2 separate regions of the Homo sapiens genome follow, and region 2 is linked to region 1. The links are chromatin loops, found by intact Hi-C in ENCODE. Cell type or tissue: endothelial cell of umbilical vein. All regions are shown on one strand.

Evidence for each region. A loop is a pair of places that touch in the nucleus more often than their neighbours do. Peaks named below come from ENCODE experiments on the same cell type or tissue, not always from the same donor. Only the 100,000 strongest peaks of a DNase experiment are listed, where the experiment ranks them.
Region 2: it touches region 1 in a loop (1.9-fold over the local background); 3 of 110 quality-filtered maps call a loop at or near these places.

Annotation. Positions count from the first base shown.
Region 1 is chr1:200,038,508-200,041,007 of GRCh38, reverse strand. It overlaps NR5A2 (nuclear receptor subfamily 5 group A member 2), which reads right to left. Exons shown (of 8, transcript NM_205860.3): 2 at 1,213-1,350. Among named protein-coding and RNA genes, the nearest start is that of NR5A2, 12 kb to the right of the region's middle. RefSeq lists an enhancer at 1-595. In endothelial cell of umbilical vein, no CTCF peak of the experiment used is centred here; DNase peaks (open chromatin) are centred at 307, 967, 1,327, 1,887 and 1 weaker place; H3K4me3 peaks cover 2,330 bases; H3K27ac peaks cover 353 bases.
Region 2 is chr1:200,241,682-200,244,181 of GRCh38, reverse strand. LOC124904479 (a long non-coding RNA gene) reads left to right here. Exons shown (of 2, transcript XR_007066782.1): 1 at 1-798; 2 at 912-2,500. Among named protein-coding and RNA genes, the nearest start is that of LINC00862, 130 kb to the left of the region's middle. In endothelial cell of umbilical vein, no CTCF peak of the experiment used is centred here; a DNase peak (open chromatin) is centred at 1,441; H3K27ac peaks cover 800 bases.

The DNA of each region.
Region 1 (2,500 bases):
GTTCCCATAGCAGCCAGACCCACAGGTCAGCCTCCGGGGCTTCAGCTCTAGGGGACTCTCACAGCCCTACCTAGAGGCTTGGGGAGACCCCAGGATGACCGATGGGGTAACGGATCACAACCCGCACGGCGCACGCCCTCCAGCTACGTATTTTCCCCTCCGCGGTAGGGCGACTACAGGTCCCCCGGCCTGAGCGCCCGGGCGCGCCGCCCACTCAGCACCGCAGAGTGCACCAGCCCTGAACTCTGCTCTCAACACCTCCCAGTCCTTTCAAGTTCGCGCAAGGGGATGGCAGGAAGCGTTCCGGGATCACAGGCCCGCCGGCCCGCACATCCTGCACCCTGGAAGGGGCGAGGATGGAAGAGCACCGGTGACTTTTCCTAGCATTGTTCCCTCCCTGGCCCAGAGCAAATGAGATAAACTTCTGAAGGGCTTAATACAAGCCATAGGGTTGCTATTTTGGAATGAGGAGAAAATGTAGCCAGCGGGATTTGTTTTTTTGTTGGCAATCAAGAGCTGGGAAAACGAATGGGACCTCCATATTTTCAGATCTCAGATTTTAAAAGGGGGCAATAAACGAACCGCTGTCCTCCCACCCCCAACTCACTCAGCACTACGCGTACAGGGGATGGGGTTGGGGTAACTTGTTCCCTTCAGTTCTGCCAGCAATGTTGAATTGTCCAAATCCGAGCTGGCTGCGGGTGTCCGCCTGGGCTTTTGGTGTGGTCACATGTATTCTAATAGCGCTAAGACAATCCTTTCGGAGGTCACCTCTTTCTGTAGTTGACTTTCCTAGACTGGGTCGCCTCCCTCCACACAAGAGTACTGGTTGAAGTACAGTACACACCAATTCCAATGACAGAGAACCTGTTCGGGTGTCCAGTGAGACATTCCATTTCTTAGAATGATCTTATTATTCTAAAGTACCTTTAGCCTGAAGCTGCCCTGCTTGGGTTGCCATAGAGCTGGAAGCCTCTCTTTCCTTAATTAGAAGCGGCCAATTAGACGTTGCTTGGAAAAACCTCTGCCCCGCATTGTTCAAGAGCCATAAACTTTTATGCCTGCACCTGGGGAGGGGGCTTGACTCCCGCGGCTGCGAGCGCCCAGCGGGGCTACTCCCGCGCCCGCGCGGGGCGGGAGGCTGAAGCCTGCAGGGCGAGCCCGGGGGTGGGGAAGCAGCGGGAGCCGGAGCGCCGCGCGGCGCCTCCTTACCTTGCATGTTTTCCGGCATCTGGCCCTGTTCCCCATGCGATCGAGCCAGTCCCAGGGCTTCCGTCTCCACTTTGGGCAGCATGACAAGGCGACCGCGGGCGGGGATGGGGGATCCGTGTCGGTCCGGAAGCCCAGCACCTGGACACGGGCAGCACAGATTCAACTCCGGCGAAAAGAAGGAAGGGGCGACCGGGATGCCTGCTAACCCAACCCTCTCGCCTCGCCGGAGCGTGCCTCCGCCTCCTCGGGGCTGCCGGGCAGGACCTCTGAGCCCTGTCCGGTCTCGCAGCTCCGGAGCCGCCCCCAAGCTGCGAGGAGGAGGTCAGGGTTAAAAAAGGAGGCGAGGAAGACAGCGTCCCGGCCCTCTGGTTCGGCTCCGCAAGGGCGCAGGCGGCGGCGGTGGCGAGGACGCAGCTGCCCGGGGCGCGGAGCCGTGAACCGCCGAGCTCCCGGCGGGCAGCGGAGGCGACCGCGGGGCTGCTATTGCCGCCCCGGCTGTGCCGCTGCCACTGCTCCCGGACGGCTCGGGCGACTCCTTCCCCTCCCTCCACCGCCCTCTGGCTCAGGATCGGCAGGGGTCTCTCTCCTCTTTCTCTCGCCTCCCTTCTCTCTCCCCTCCTCTCCGCCCCTTCCCCCTATCTCTCTCTGCCTCTCTCTTGCTCACTATCGCAAGTGTGGAGTTGTGAAGTTCCAACCTCCCTCTCCTGCCTGGTCCACTCCCCGCGCGGGACCGAGAACGGCCCTTCCCAGCCCCGAGGGTGACGGTGCTGGGAAGGACAGGGGGGAAGACGAGGGGGAGAAGGAGGTAAGTAGGGCCAGGGGTTGGGGGAAGGCTGGATTGAGGGGTGAAGACAGTGAATGCGGACGCGGGTTCCGGACTCAGGTCGGACACTAGCCGCCAGCCAATAAGGATGAGGCTCAGGCTCCAGTCCCCCGGCCTGCCCCAACCTCTTCACCCCGCCTCACCCCCTCCCACCCCACCCTGGCCCGGGGCGGGGGGATGTAAATGCAGCCGGGTCTTACAGCTAGTCAGAAGCGACCTCTGTCTGAGCGTGGCGGCGAAGGAGAAGCAGCCAGAGCGGCAATTTCCTCGATCTGAGGGGAAGCAAGAAGAAGGGATGGGGGCGCGGGTGGGCGTGTGCCCTTGCTAGTGTGTCGGATGAGGAGATGAAGGGAGTTAAACACCCACTTAAACCATTGAAAGGAGAAAATTTAGCTGACCGTTCTTACATGCAGAGTTGGTCTGCGGTCAAGGGTCCTCCAGCTTCAACTCCCCAGGGCACTGAGA
Region 2 (2,500 bases), 200 kb before region 1:
GAAAGGGTGACGATTGTGGTACTTGTTAGAACCAAATGTTATCTAAATCATGGTACCCAGAGTTATATCAATCATAGATTTCACCTATACATAAACTTTCTCCCCTTCATTTCGACTTTTCATTGAGATCTGGCAGGACACCAAACACAAGAGGTATCATTATGTTTCCAGCATGAACAAGAATCTGAGATCAAGTTGTTATGATACAGGTTGAGCATTCTGAATCAGAAAACCTGAAATTCAAAATCCTCCAAAATCCGAAACTTTTTGAGCACTGACCTGATGCTGCAACTAGGAAATTTCACACCTGACCTTATGTGACAGGTTGCAATCAAAACTTTGTTTTATGCACAAAAGTATTAAAAATATTGTATAAAATTACCTTCAGGCTATCTGTATAAAGTGTATGTGAAATATAAATGAATTTTGTGTTTAGACTTGGGTCCCATCCCCAAGATATCTCATTATGTATATGAAATATTCCAAAATCCAAAAGAATCCGAAATCCTACAACACCTCTTGTCCCAAATATTTCACATAAGGGATACTCAACTTGGACATCATCTAGTTTCTATGTTTTCTGTAGTGAGGTAAAATTGCATTTATTAAATCATTTTTAAATGATGTAGTAAAAAAAAAAAAAAAAGAAGTCAGAAATATAATTGTATCTCAAGCGATCCCAGCTCCATCATGCCTCATCTGTGTTTCACCAAGCAGCAGCAACAGCAGTGGGTTCGAAGAGCTCCAGAAGTGCAAATTTAGCATTTCGCAGATGTTCCAATAAAGCCAAACTGGCTGGTAAGTGAGTCAGGGCAGATTTTTAAGCCCTTTCTTTGCTCTGCAGGGCGCCAACTGTGCTTGTGTAATCTTTATACAAAGTAATGTTGATCTGTTTCGTTCTCTTTTTGCAGTGGCATTTTTCACTTGAATGATTCTGCTTCGTGCAACATCAGGATAAGCACGCGGAGGCTTCTTTGCATTAGAAAGTAAACATACGTATGCACAATTGCACACCACACAGTGGTTCGTGCGGGTGGAGGAGATTGTGCTTTTAAGGAATAATCTCTCCTCTTCAGAAAACTAACCGCTTTATATGTTTATCGGGCAGATTTTCTTTGGTGGTGTTTTAATGGCTTGTTTGTCAGACATGTTGCATATTAAACAAGCAAAGCCTGGCTTCTCTTAGGATCCAAGGTCCTCTTTATTCTCTCCTCCATATTGGAAATCATTCCTGTCAGCTCGTGCTCTCCAAGCTGCCTGGAAGAACTTTGGCATAGTTTTCCTAACCTTTCAAACAGTAAAAGCAAAACTCTCCTTTGATAAAAAAGCCGGAGGACTTTGGCATGTAGCCATAAAGGATGCAGGCGACTCGGCTGCGATCTGACAGAATAATCCACAAAACACTGAAAAGTTCTCGTTAAGGTCCCCAGAGTGGGCTGAGGCACTTTGCTTGTACTTAACATATATCAACTGTCACCCGGCGGCAGTCAGTGTTGAACTGAACACAATGGAACATCCAGATGGTCTAAACAAAGCGAACAAATGTTCACTGCTATTAAAAGCTGTTTACATCAACTTCCAGGATTTCATGTAGTGAAGTTTATATTGTGTCACTACTGAGGTGCTTAGCTCTGTCTGCATTGAAGAGCGGCCTTTTAAAAACTCCTGTTGCTTATATGCTCATGCTCTCAGCACCTAGTGGAAAGTGAAGTTGAATAGTAAGTTAGGAAATTGCATAATGTCAACTAGTCATGCAATTTCAGACATTTTAAGTGATTTGCCCCCATTCTGTTATATTGGTCATCTATTGCAGCCTCAGCTCCAGACCCAATAAACACAAAGCAGACCCTCTTCTCTGATGGGGGTGTGTCATGGATGGATGGATGGGTGGGTGACCGCTATCTGCTTCTGCAGACAGGGCCTCTGAGTCTCGTTGGCTCCTCACTGGGGATGTTTACGCAGTAATGGTTTTGTTTTCTTCCTCTAAGATGCTGCGATATCAGATCCTGTCTTATTGGGGATTAATATACATGAGCGATAAACCCACACTTTTTCTGTCTTCTTCCTTTGACCTCTTTATGGCATCTCTTTTACAAATTCCAGACACACTGCCTACATTGTTAAAGATTTGTTGTTGCCATTAATAACAATACTCATATAAAAGGTGTCCAGCTTATTTATGGTTAAAGAAGAATCTACAAAAACTGTCCCTCTTTATTAATCACTACCAATTCCTCTTGGCATAACATAGCTAAACGAATAAGTAAATACTAAAAGAATACTATTTATTAATTTGCTCTACAAATCATAGTATAACAAAATAGACCCTCATACATGCAAGCTCATTAATTAAAATAATTATTTTCTATATAAACATCATTTTAACTCAATTTTATGTTACATTTGTGTTAAATTTTACACACCCCCAAAATAATCGTATATCATTTGTTGTCATTTTTGTTGTTACCATACTTTTTTATTACCATGAAGACTTTTTAAA